2 separate regions of the Mus musculus genome follow, and region 2 is linked to region 1. The links are chromatin contacts, found by Hi-C or POLR2A ChIA-PET in ENCODE. All regions are on one chromosome and are shown on one strand. Each heading gives the region's core, a stretch centred on a gene start or an enhancer-like site at or near the end of the contact. The rest is flanking DNA. Distances are from core to core; before and after follow the strand shown. Region 1 overlaps Marchf4 (membrane associated ring-CH-type finger 4). Region 2 has its middle 7.4 kb from the start of Smarcal1.

Region 1 (6,824 bases), core at 272-2,771:
GCTAGGGGCCTCCCCAGGGAAGTGGTAATGGGTGGGTCCAGGTGCCTCAGTCCCACAATAGAGTCAGTTTCCCTTCTGTTTCCATTATTTTAGTGTTTGTCAGTGCCTAGGCACCAAGGGCCCGTGCCCCTTTGATATAACTTCTGCCAGAACTCTCACCTAGCAGCCACCTGATGGGGCTGGTTGCTTTTCATCAAGGTACAGAATGTGTCTTGAGACTTCTGAGTCAGAACCGTTGCAGCCTCTCTGCTCACCCAGGACAAAACAGATCCATAAGAAGCCTTTACGGAGAAAATAAATATGGGGGTGAAATGCTGGGGATGAAGTGATATTTATGCAGTAGGACTGGATAGGGGAGAGAAAATGTGGAGCCTCAAATATACACTGCTTTCACGGAAGGGTGTAGTTCTGCAAGGATCTGTGCAGTTGGGGTTTTTTCTGCAGGGCTCCTTCGTGAGGCTGAGAGCTCTTGCTCTACAAAATGGGTCTTGGTGTTCCTTAGCTACACTGGGTGGTGTCGGTGCTTAGAGGTGGTGATGAAGGTCATGATGATGGTGACAGCCATGGGGACGATAATGTTTCTTGAATGCTTTACGGTGTTCTGTCATTGTAAAAGGGCTTTGCAAAATGAGCTTTTTGTGACAGAAACATATGTGAGGTCGGCCATCTTATAATCTCCATTTTGTGGAAGAGGAAACGGAGCTCAGGGAAGAAATTTCCTTGTGCAAGGAAATGCAGTTAGTCTATGAGGCGGGGCCATCACCCGGGGTGTATCTGAGCCAGAGCAGTGCTTTGTGGCTGATGCTCCAAGTCACGTGCACACCTCGCAAACAACTACAGAGAGGTAACAAAATTTTTTAATCGTGTATGTTTATGTATAATTTCTATTAGCGATACTAATAAGATCTCTTGCTCAATATATGTTTTAATGTGTGACACATTGTTTTTACAGTGGCCAACACAGAATTTCAGTCTAGATAAAAGACCCTGTGAAGGTCTTTTATCTTCACGTCTCATTCTCAGTTTTCCCATCAGGCAGATGGGCAATTGTAATAGCAACCATGCCACGGAGTTGCATGGGGGTAAAGAAGATTAAGAAAAAAACAAAACAAAACCCAACACTACAGTGTATGAAGCTCTTTTCACAGCACTTAGGACACAGTGCATAATGAATGCTGGTTAGTATTTTATCATCATTATTAAATAAATATACATTATTTCATTTTAAATAAATAAATAAACAAATAAAGCAAGCAAACAAGCCAGCCAGCCAGCAAGCCGGTTATTTTTGGTGCGGCTGGGGACGCCAGATTGGCAAAGCCACCTCATGCTCTCTGGGGAGACATCTCCATGCTTCTCAGGCGAGCCAGGCTGTGCTTCACATATGTTATTACACATTTAAAAAGTTGTTTGTGTAGGCAGACATACCGAAACTCTGTGTTATTGTTTGAATCTGAAATGTTGCCCCCGCAGGCTCTCAGCCCCCTGACTCCTGTGCTATTCTGAAGGCTGTGGAGTCATTAGGAGGCGGGGCCTGGCTGGCATAAGTAGGTCACACTGGAGGGAGGCTTCAAGGATGACATGCTTCCCCCGTTCCAGGCTGCTTTCTCTACTTCCTGTCTTCTATGATATGAACAACCCTCCACCACATTCCCTCCTCCCTGTCTTCCCTGCCAGAATGGACTACAGCCTGAGAAACCCCAAGCCAAAACAAATGGCCCCGGTTTAAGTTGTTTCTGTCAGGCATTTTGGTTACAGTGATGCAAAAATAACTGACATATTCTGTATCCATGGAGAATTTGGGCTCTTAAAAACCTTTGAGACTTTAACAGATAATATTTGGGAACTCAGGTGTTCTTTCTTCCATCAGACTATCATGGCTCAGAACGTTTCCCTCAGTGGGATGGGCTCACAGCGACAGAGATGGCCGTAATCCCACTACGGTCCTCCCTCCATATACAGCTGCCCCTGGGAAGGAATGGCATTTCCTTTCCTTATGTGGACCATGAGGGGCCAGATCCCTGGTGTGAATGTGAACAAAGTCAGGCCAACGTTTAAGAAATAGACACTGAGTGGAAAGTGTAAGAGGAGGGTCTGCCTTATTCATGGTCAATTTTCTGCTAGAAAGAAGCAAAATGCTTAAAAGCCTAAAGACACTGCAGCTACAGAGTGGGAGGAGCTTGGATCCCTTGTTCATTATGTGGAGGAGACCCTCTCAGCACTCTGGAACCTTGCTGAGTGAAAGCACTGACGGTTGGATGCCGTAGGTTGCTGGATTTCCCTAACACCTTCAGAGAAGAGCAGTCTGTGTCTTGATGGCATGTGTCATGGCATTCCCCAAATGCATTAGCTGTTTTTAGCATCTATGTTATTTATTTGCTTGGGTCTGTTCTTCATCGCAAGCCTACCAATAGACAGACACATCATTCCTGAATCTGTCTGACATTGAGAACAGTCCCAAAGAGGTATGCATAGAATACTTGGGTTTTGTGGGTACAGCTGGAAGAGTGAAGTGCCTCTCTGTGGGGTGTCCTGTAGAGTGGGTGGTGCTCACTTGGCAAATTTTCTTCTAAATCCATCACCCTCGCTCTCGATGCATCTGGCAGTCTTGCTGTGGACAGAGATGACTGGGTACAGGAAGCTTTGGGTGGTAAGATATGAGTAAACGTGTATCCAGAAACTGGACAAGCTACTTGGAGATGACAGAGTATAGGCCAAGCACCCTCTCATCCATTCGTGAGGTTGATACTTCTTACACCCAGCCCAACATTATTGGGGATTCCTTACAGCCTCAGTTGTCAACCTTTGAGGACTCTACTATCCGCTTACTATGTAAGTAACTTCTAAGTCCTAGGCTAGGAGGATCTCAAAGATTATTAGGGCCAACACTCTCATCCTATAGATGAGGAAATCATTTATAAAGAAGATGTATGTCCAAGGCCATGAAGGTTGTTAGGGAACTAATCTGGTTGCCTAGACTATCAGACCAAGCTATCTCTGCTCTCTGCCCAGTTTCCTAAGCAGGGGATTAACAACTTAATGAGTGGAGTCATTTCTACCCAGAGTGATGAGTTAATCTGAATAAAATTAAGTTATATTTATAAATTTATTTGTGTGCATATGTGTGTGCATGTGTATGTGTGTGTCTATATGTGTGTGTGTGTCTATATGTGTGTGTGTCGGTCAGAGGACAACTTGCAGGAATCAGTTCTCTCTTTCCACCATGTGGATCTGAGGGTGCCTTTACCCACTGAGCTATCTCACTGTCCCTAAAATTAGATACAAAATTACAAATGTTTCACAATCATTTTTCCCTTTTCCTATTCGCAGTTAAATCTTTGTACTTTTTAAGAACAGGGGCAAGATATCTAGACATCACAAGACAGGACCTCAAAGGACCACACAGAAAAGAAACAGCTGTTTCTATACTTTTAACAATTGCTCTACTATTGAAAAATACTCTACCATTGTTTTAAGGTTCAGAAATAATCTCAAAGGCATTCTTCTTCTTCTCCTCCACTCAGAAGGGACAAATGTAAACAGACATGACAAGGACGACAGCCTCAGTTTGCAGGGTTGACTTTTTGATGGTCAATCTCTTAGGTCTGTGGAGTGATTAAAAATTATTTTTGGTACCAACACCTTTAAATTAATTTTCCCTTGTTAAGTCCTAATAATGTCACTCACCGGAGCAGAGAATGCCCCCATTTGCTTCTTGGAAGGGTCTGTCAACTTCAGCTACAGACATCAGCATCATTAGAGATGACGGAAGAGGAGGAGGTGGATCTTGGTGAAGGGAGGTGAGTGTGTGAGGGAACTAAGAGCCTTCAAGAAAAGATTATGCTCAAAATAAAAGCAGACTGTGCCAGGAAGTCAGGGTCAGGCTCCATCTCTGTCTTGGCTGAGACTGAATTGAGATTGTGGTAACAATTGGCAAACCTTTGTTCATTTAAAGGGGACTGCACTCTGACTGAGTGCTTTCTACCCTGGTCACGGCTATTCCTGAGGACCTACTATCTCCCCAACAGTGATGCAGCCATTAGATAGCTTCACAGAGGAGGAATGGAAGCAGAGAGAGATGGTACAGCTCACTTAAGAACACAATCTTAGAAAAAGACTGGGTGAGATGTGGCTGTGAGCCCTAGACCAATTCTACCTCATCACGCCTGTCAGTCCAGACCCTATCACTCCGACATCAGAGACTCAGTTTCTCCTATTCTCTCTGTTCTCTCTCCATTGATCCCTTAAATGTAACCTGTCCTACATCCTTAATCCACACCTCCTCAGAACATCCCGCCTACATTAACTCATCAAACCCATGACTTCAGCTCTTCCTGTGGGCCTCCAAATCTGCTGCAAATCTGACCCAACTTTCAACAGATTCCCATGCATGAATTAAAGCTTTTACTTTCTCTTACCATCTCCCTTCTTCCAGTCAGCCACCAACACTTGCAGGACTGGCCCAAAGCCCTCAACACCTCCTATCTCACAGGAAAGAACTACTTGCTATGAAAGCCCTCCCCCCGTCCCAACCCCCACCTACTGCTTCAGCCACACCCCCTGGCTCCAGTCAACCTTCCCTGGAGTTGCCTTCTCATCTCTGCTGTCTATGATGTCTTGTTTCTCTTGACTGCAAACTCTTGGTTTAGGGAGAGCCTTTGCTCCTCCTGCCTGGCTTTTAAGATCGCGGTGCTCTTTTCGTTTTGGTGTTTTGGTCAAAGCATACCCTTGGATCGCCTTTGTTCCAGTGACTGTCTACCTCATTCCATCCGTTCCACGAGCTATGTGGATCTCAAGGTCACCTTTACACTGTCTGTGTTGCATCTCTGTTTCCTACTTAGATCATTATTTCTCAGCTGGTCCCTCCTACTTCCAGTCTATCGAGCTCTTATCTATCCTTCCCATAGTTGTTAAATGTATAGGTTTAATAATCTATGTCTCATCAGACTTTCCTATGTAAAATTCTGTCATTGCTTCCACAGCCCCAGCAAAGTGATGTAGGAGTTCTTAGCATATGATTTATGGCCCCATGGGATTTAGCCTCTGCCATCTTCCCCAAATTCATTGCTCATCATTAACCTCCTGCCCTGGTTCTTTGCCTCTGAACCATATAAACCCACACAGCCTCCCAAGCATACCTTCTTCGCTCTTCTGTGTTTCCACACACAAGTTCCTTTGCCAAGAATATTTTTCTCCCTCTTTTGGACAGACTTTGATTTCTCTTTTGAAACTAACTTAAGGTAGGGTTCCTTCAGCAAGGGGTCTTTTTGGGGTCTTCTCAGAGAGTTCATTGTTCTCTTCTGTCTCCCTCTCTGCCTCCAACAGAAACACTCCCCATAGTGAGTTATTGTGTGCTTGTAGACTAGGTTCTTGAACATTCACCTCTCTTTTAATGTCTCTTGGTTTTAGGGGGAGCACAAGGCAACCAATAAATGCTGTTGAAGAAATGGATACAGCCATCCCAAGGCCCTCTGACCCAGTTTCCTCTTCCTGGGACTCATGTCTGAATTCAGACTACAGCACAAGCTCTGGTTGCTGAGCATTCGTGGTCAGTCACTCCCCTCCATGGGACAGAAGATCCACTAGAACTGGTGCCTCTCATGCTTGAGGGTGAGGTCAAAAAATAGATTTTCCAAGTCCATGTCCATCAGTAGAATTAATTTACCTAACCTAAAATACCCTTTGACAGAGGATATCATAGGCAGATAGGCTATCCAAATTCCATCCTAATTTCTAAAGCCTCTTTCTCTATTGGCATAAAAACAGCACTGACTTTTTAAAAGATACAACCATGGCTGATGGCTTGGATCCCAAACACAAGACTGGAACAGATGGGGCCCAGCAAACTTCTGATTGCTGCTGATAGTTATGACTGGGTTCATTTCTACCTTCCTTGATGTCTTCTGTGTTACAATATTGCTAGGGTAGGGGTCATCCCTAACTGGTACATATAATTTCATATAGAGCAACCAGAGATACAATAGGTTATAGAAAATGCCCTGGAATTAGAGCCAGAGGTTCTTAGTCTCATTCTCAACTCCACTGTGTGCTTAGCTGTGTGGCCTAGAATACAGTTTCTCTGAGCTTTACCAACCTGTGAAATATGACCACAGTATTCACCACTCTGATCATCGAAGGGTTGTGCCCTCATTGCTTCTTTTGTAGGGATTTGGTGTTTTGTGTTCTCATTAACTTATATTTGATTTCCATAGTTGCATGCATTGGTCTACGAGATTAAGACTCTAACCCAAGAGATGCATTGTCTTCTGGAACCGTTTGTATCAGGAACTGCATTGCCCATTGATATACTCACATCCAAAGTCATTTACCTCAACCCTGGAGGTCAACTAACTGCCTCTGATACAGAACCTAGAGAGTCTGGCAAAGTCCTTTAATGAGGACTAAAGCCCATTCTTTGAATCATTACTCTTGGTTTTCTCAGTGACAACGGATGCTCCTAAAAGCCAGCTGGATGAATCCAGCTATGAATGAGACAGATTTGGTTTCACACGCAGTAAGCAGACAGTGTTTGCTCTTGGCTTTCAGTGGAATTTCTCTGCAGAGTCCCTGCACCATCCTGAACTGTAACTTACCACACTACTCTAATAGAAAAGTAAAAACATGTAAAAAGGCCTATACATAAAGAACTACTCGTTTAATGCTTATATGCAGTCTTTACTATCCATGGCTATTTAACAGTTTTAGGGAACAAATTGGTCTTGGTGCCTGAAAAACAGAAAACACAGACGCTTACAGCAGCAGATGGTTTGCCTCTGGCCTTAGCACCTTTGAGCCAGTACTGTGTAGGACTTATTTTCTTTCTT
Region 2 (6,882 bases), core at 4,026-6,525, 140 kb after region 1:
TCTCCTCTTAATTAAAAGGCTTTTCCCTAAACGACTTGCTGATCACACAAACAGCACACATTGCTTGGGTGAGGCCGAGAGGCCCAGGGAAATCTAGACTGGGGGTTGGGGAGGAGAGAAGTTGGATAAAGAGGTGTCAGATGCTAAGATGATGGCCACCCTGTACATGCCAGGCCCTCTGCACAACTGATGAATTGTAGCCTTAGGAAACTGACTCTTTTCTGGAGCCTGACTTTGTCTGGAAGCTCACTCAGCCACAGGCCTTTTTAATTCCAGAGATCAAGGTATCAACTTTGTTATGGCTTTGCATTCAGTTCCTATATGGCCCATCCGACCTTGGGGAGTTTTCAGATAGCCTTTGAACCATTTTGATTGTGTGATATAACACCCAGTATATGGGGTGATGGTGGGAGATGCATTTAGAGAACCCTTGCTCATTGTGTTATCAATATCTATAGTTATAATCAAATGACACTATTTGATAAGCTCCACATTTCTTCTGAGCAGCTGCAATTTATCAGTCTCTGTGACTAAAATCCACATTGCGGAAATGATCATACTGAGGCATATTCACGAAGCCTCCGGTGTAATTAGGATACACTAGTGATGGGATGCTAGCTGGAGATGCAGTTTGAGGTGGCTCCTGAGGGACTGGTTGTGTTCATATGGAGGCTGGTGGTCTCTCTCTCATGTCACAGACACCGAACTCCGTCACATTTCATCAAGACACTTGTCCTGTTCTCCTTCACTTATGCAGCCTTGTTCATAGGGTACCAAAGATCATGTCGTAGAGGAAAACATCCTGCCAGCCAATCAATCTCAGGTAAGCAGTAAGCTCGCCAATGAAAGGTGAAGCTCAGGAATAGAGTGCTTGCTTAGGATGCAGCTCTGGGTTCATCCGTAGTGCTATATAATAATCATAATAAATAATAATAATGTTTCATATATTATTTTATTCAATTAAGCAAGTTTCCTCTACATTTGTGCTGTTATCAGATTAAATATTCTTTTTGTTTGTTTGTTTGTTTGTTTCTCGAGACAGGGTTTCTCTGTATAGCCCTGACTGTCCTGGAACTCACTTTGTAGACCAGGCTGGTCTTGAACTCAGAAATCCACCTGCCTCTGCCTCCCAAGTTCTGGGATTAAAGGCGTGCACCGCCGCCACCACCACCGCCCGGCTTAAATATTCTTGTATAACCACCATTCTCCCTATTGCTTTTGGATGTCAAATCCCTTATCTTATCTTTCGAGGTCTAACTAAGATACTATTTCATCAGCTTAAACTTGGTCCAAAGTCCCTGTGCACCCATGATCAGAGCTCCTCACTAAATCCTTAGAGCAGTTTGTCCATCATTCTTTGAGGATTTTTTTTTTGAGACAATACTTTCACTTATGTACAAATAGAGGAGTGTGGACCAGTCGGTGAGGGTACTGAGAAAAGTGTGGAATAGCCTACACAAGCGGGAGGAGGCTAGTGGTATGTGGGTGCTTACTTCCATAATCCCAAAATAGAAACTGGTGCCAGAAATCTCAAGGCTTTGGGTAATTTTCTGAAAGATGTGTCCTTGTTATACACATAGGGTTAAGAAAGAATAAGCCTACCTTTTGTTTTTTTTCTGAAGCCTACAGAAGAAGAATAAAATGAAAACTCAAATACTATCAAGCTGAAGGCTAAGAGGGGGCTGATTTCCTGGAAGCCAGGGCTGAGGACCAAGGAAGTGATCAGACGGGCGCTAACACTCTTTCCCAAATGGAGCTGAGAGCCAGCGGTTTCCTATTACTGCATCCAGGAGTGGGAGGTCCCTTCCTGTAAGCTACCTAGAAAGCATTTCTGCTCTTAACTGCTCTATTAGGATAATTTACATTCATGATGAATGGAACCATTCCTTCCCGAATTAGCCTGAGTGGCTCCATCAAGGGCAGATGTGAGCTGTTCTATTTGCTGCAGAGAGCAGCGTTACAACACCGTTACCCTCCTTACGTCTGAGCCTGCTGCTTCTAGCTGCCCCTAGTAGCTTCCCCCAAGGATTTTTTTTTTTTGACAAAACAAATCTGAGCTTGCCCACAATAATAATAATAATAATAATAATAATAATAATGTCTTATACATTATTCATTCAATTAAGCAAGTTTCCTCTACATTTGTGTTTTTATCAGATTAAATATTCTTGTATAACCACTATTCTTCCTATTGCTTTTGGATGTCAAATTCCTTCTTATCTTTCAAGGTCGTGGGCACTAAGCAGGACCTTCTGACAGGGAGAAATATGAAATGCTGGAGTCAGAAAGAAGGAGTCACCTTCTCCCCAAGAGCCATAGAATCCCACGTTTTGGGTGGTGCTTAGAAGAGGTCAGAGCGGTTGCAGGGTGCAGGTCCCGAGTCTCCTAAATCTTTCTTGCTCTTGAAATTCCTCAACATACCGGGCTCTTGTTTATATCTGTTAAGAGCTGAGCTCAAAGCCAGCGTGGTGGCTCAAGGCTTTAATCCCAGCGATGCCTCATCTCAAACAGCAGCAAAAGGAGTTGAGCTCAAAGCCAGGAGCAAATCATTTAAAATAAGCTTTAGTCTGTGCCAGAGCTTCTCAACCTCTGGGGTCATGACCCCTTTTGACAAACCTCTATCTCTAAAAATATTTACATTAAGGTTTATAAGAGTAGCAAAATTCAGTTATGAACTAGTAACGAAAATACTTTTATAGTTGGGGGTCACCACAATGTGAGGAACTGTGTTAAAGGGTCACAGCATTAGGAAGGTTGAGAAACACTTTTCTATGCTATGGCCAGGTCAAATGTGGATGTGGGTGAACCAATAAAAAAAAAAAGAAGTTAATAAATGGAAATGTAGAAATGTAAAATGAAACAAAGAATGTAGAAAAAAGGGACCTGGAGAGAAGTTCTGGAGATGGGGGAAGGGAAGGACCCAGGTGAGGATTCATGGCCTGTTATCTGCCCCCTTGTGGTCTTCAGGAACATTGTAATTGGCCAACGACTTCTAACGTTACATTTTGAACTCACAGCAGAAACAAACTAGGACATTTCTTGTAGAAATAATGGATAAAATACTATCAAACACTGGTGGCTCACACCTGTTGTATCATCGACAGAGCAGCATACGAGGTTAGCAGCAGGAACCCAGATATCTGTGATCTAGTTTAGGCCCCGGTATTCTCTCTATGCTTAAACACGTTATCTGCCTTCGTATGTCTTCGTTTTCCCTGAATAGCCATGAGAAAGCCATCATTTTTCTCTTCTGATTTACAATCCTGTAAATGACTACCAATTGTTAGGATTAAGAACAATCCGTAAGAAAGTTCAGCACGCCACCTCAACTTCTGAAGTCAATTTCGTGCCTCTCACCCCTGGGAGAGCTATGTGCTTGGAGGACAGCGGTCTGCAGCGAGGGTCCACCGCTGCAGGATCCAGGCACGGGGTCAGATGTGCTGGAGTGGAACAGTGGTGCTCCAGTCTCCCATTCAGTGCCCATTATGAGATGTCAAGAGGTACGGGACTGTTAGGAGGTGAATAGGGCTTCCCCTCCTGAGTGGATTCACCCATGCAGGAGATTGATGGGCTAACAGGTTACCAGAGGGCAGGTCTACTGTAAAAGCTATTTGATCTGAGTTGCTCTTGGTCCCTTGCCTGTCACCAAGGAGGAAGTCTGCCCACCCTGAGCATAGCCTACAGGGCTCTCTAGTCTCTGTCACCTCAGTACTCTAGCAATCAGAAGGGCATCATTAGATGCAGCCCCCAGAACCATGAGCCCGAACAGACCTCTTCCTTGATAACTTGGCTTTGTATTAGCCTGTGAGATCATGCTCTGAGGAGAAGAAAACATTAAGTACGTACGTCACCCCAGCCTTCCAATCTGGACATCTAGCCCAGTCCCTATCATCTCTTCCCCAGACTTGTTAACGTCCCTCCAAGTCTTCCTGTGGACACTTACCTACCTTTATTCTCCAGAGAAAGTGTCTTCCACAGACTCATATATCACGGCATTCCAGTAGGAATCTTTTGGGTGGCTTCCCCTGTTCTCAGAACTAACATCCAGACTTTTGTTATGACCTGCAGGGCCCCAGTCACCTATCCTCTTTTTCTCTAGCCCCTCCATGTTGATCCCCTCTCATACCACCGCCTTCCGTGGCAGCCTCCGTGCCAGCCTGGGTACTTGTTCAGCCACTCCTTCCTACACCCTGTCCCAGCTGCACTTGCTGCCTAGAGAGACTAGACCAAGTAGGAAGTAGAAGGCTAGGGGAAGGGAGGGCTCCATCTAGTCAGCTTTGGAGAAGTCAAACAGCCCCTGTGGAACGAGGCCTTTGGCTAATGCAGATCCTTAGGAATCCCCTCACGTTCCTGTAAAGTATGCCTCGCTCTTTTGGTCTTTGCCCTGTTTTAGGTGAGTACAGGTTTGTTCGCATCTCCCCAGGAAGAGTCAGGCAGCAGCTTGCTTCTGGGGCCTAGTGGTTGTCTGCTTTCCACCTTTGGGGGTCCATGCTGCCTTTCCCAGACCGCTCTTGAACTGGTCCCCTCTGTCCTCTTTCTCTGGCTTGTTGAAGGTCCTTCATCGGTTGAAGTCTTTAGTCTCCTCCTCTCTTTTCTTTCTGCCCTGCCTCCTTCACTAGACCTTGAATTTTATGAAGTGTCTCTGACTAACAGTCTGGATGCCTTCACCCATTGTGTAGCCCTTGAGTTTTCTTCAAGTGAAGAAATGAATGAAAGGACTTTGAAAAAAAAAAAAGGAGAGTGGCAATATTGGAGGACGAGAAGAAGTGACATTTTGCCAGAAGAAATTTGGAGCAGGGTGTCGAGGGGATGCTTTCGGCAAAAGATGTGCGACGTCTTCCCAGGGGAAAAAAAAAGTGCCAGATTCGAGAGGGAGGACTGCCTGTGAAGTAATACCAGCTAGGAAGCCCAAACTGAGTGATGAAGACACGAGGCAGGGCCTCACGACGGCCCCTGGAATGAGCGCTGTACGGAGCTTGAAGCAAACAGGTCCTAACTTTTAGAGTTTGGGGGAGGGGTCTTGGGGAGGCAAAGAGGAGCAGAACTGCCGGAGTCAGTAATTAAGTCCATCAGAACCGAACAACCGCTAAGGAAGGTGAATTTCGTGCCTTATAAACCTTCACAGTGCTCCTCTGTGCTTTGGATATGCAAATGCATTCCTTCTCAGCCCGCAACACACTGGGAAGGAGCAGCCTCTTTAAAGACCCAAAGCCTCGCATCTGCTCCCGGATCTCACCGCAGCGCTCTCACGCTCTCGGTGTAATTAACCTGAGTGGTGTTGTGCCCTTGAGGCGGCTGTCAAAAAATCCTCCCCAAAGACTGTCAGGCCCTGTTCTAGGGCATCTGAGAGAGAAGGACGGAGAGGGAAGCCCAGCGTTTCCATCAGCAGCAGGAAGCTCCCCAGGGAGACTTTAATCTGGTTTAGGTGTCCAGACACAGGCCATTAGGCAAGGGAATGCATGCAGTGACCATTTGTACATCTAATTAAGGCCTAAGAAGAGGCCTGCTAAGGCACCTGTCTCTGGCCGGGTTAATCAGGTCCAGGGCTTCTGTTTCTTTACTCCTAAGAGAGGAGACGAATATCCTCGAAGGTCCCTCCTGATTTCACTTTCTGGGTCAAGAAATGAAAATTACAGAGATTCTCTAGAAACCCCTCTACTTTGTTTTCAGGTCCCTGAAGTACACAGGGGGAAAATTAAGAGTTACAGAGTGGAAATAACGTAACTTGGACAAAGCCTTTGCCCCTTAGGGGCAACCCAAGAGGATGTAGAATCTTAAAGGTCTTGGGTTAAGCCTCAGAATGACAAACTCATGACTTTGGATCCCTTTGTGATTAATGCAGTATTGTGCCTATTTCTCACAGTAAGCATACAGTTAAGCAGTCAGAGAAGGGAAAACAGGGAGGAAGAGATGAAGGAAGGAAGGGACATCGGACAGAAGGGAGGGAAGAAGGCTGACCTGAGAGTTAGGAGCCATTGATCTCTGGATATAAACACCAGGCTGAGTTTGGTTGATTTATGCTCCTCTCCTTCTGTAACAGTTACTCTTGATTGACGACTTGATGGGATTCAGAATCACCATGGAAACAAATCGCAGGGCAAGTCTGTGGGGGAGTTTCTATATTCGGTTAAGTGAAGTGGGAAGACTCGCCCTAAATGTGGGCAGCACCGTTCTAAGCACTGATCGCGGACTGAATAAGAAAAAAGTGGCCTGGGCATCAGCATTCGCCACCGTGCTGTTTCCTGACTGCGGATGCGATGTGACCCGCGGCCTCAAGCTCTTGCAACCACACTTTCCCACCGAGATGGACCGCACCTCAACTGCCAGGCACAGTAAACCCTGCTTCCCTTGTTCCTGCTTCCCTTCCCTGCTCTTGTTAGGCATCTTGTCATAGCGATGAAGGAAGTAATTAATAAATCTTGGCTCCCAAAGAAAGAACAGGAAAGCTAAGGGTAATTCATAAGGGAAGCAGAATCAAAAGTAGAGAGTACAGGAGTCGGGAAGCTCAGTGGTAGTGTACTTACCTAGCAAGTATGAGGCCCTAGGTTAAATTGCTAGCCTGCACTCTCCTGAACGGTTGCTCTTAGCAGGGTTTTGTTTTTTTTTCTTTTTCAAGGCTCCGCCCAACAGTTACCTAGCAACAGCCACGTAGGAGCCTGGCTCATTTACAAAAAGGACTCTCCATCTATTCTCTCTCTCTCTCTCTCTCTCTCTCTCTCTCTCTCTCTCTCTCTCTCTCTCTCTCTCCTCTCTCTCTCCTCTCTCTCCTCTCTCCCCCTTCCTCCCTTCTTCTCTCCCTCCCCCTTTCTCTCTTTCTTCTCTCCCCTGTGTCCCTGTCAGCCTCTTCTTCCCCTCTTTCTTCCCTCCTCCCTCTCTTCCTCT

The links. Hi-C counts contacts between places; a loop is a spot of excess contacts on that map. ChIA-PET counts read pairs that join two places held with the same protein, here RNA polymerase II (POLR2A).
Region 2: a map of CH12.LX shows a loop between it and region 1 (2.8-fold over the local background). The contact joins two enhancer-like sites. A Hi-C loop is called at or near these places in 5 of 37 maps with a recorded cell type or tissue (CH12.LX, gastrocnemius, heart and 1 more). POLR2A ChIA-PET finds 5 or more read pairs at or near these places in 1 of 5 experiments (Patski).

What each region holds. Positions count from the first base shown.
Region 1 is chr1:72,437,901-72,444,724 of GRCm38, forward strand. All of the region lies in intron 3 of Marchf4 (membrane associated ring-CH-type finger 4), which reads right to left. Among named protein-coding and RNA genes, the nearest start is that of Gm39661, 28 kb to the left of the region's middle. Within about 2 kb of position 1,522, at least 2 of the 3 ENCODE cell types and tissues checked have a DNase peak (open chromatin) inside an H3K27ac peak, as active enhancers do.
Region 2 is chr1:72,572,394-72,579,275 of GRCm38, forward strand. It overlaps a transcript of Smarcal1 not described here. Among named protein-coding and RNA genes, the nearest start is that of Smarcal1, 7.4 kb to the right of the region's middle. Within about 2 kb of position 5,276, at least 1 of the 3 ENCODE cell types and tissues checked has a DNase peak (open chromatin) inside an H3K27ac peak, as active enhancers do.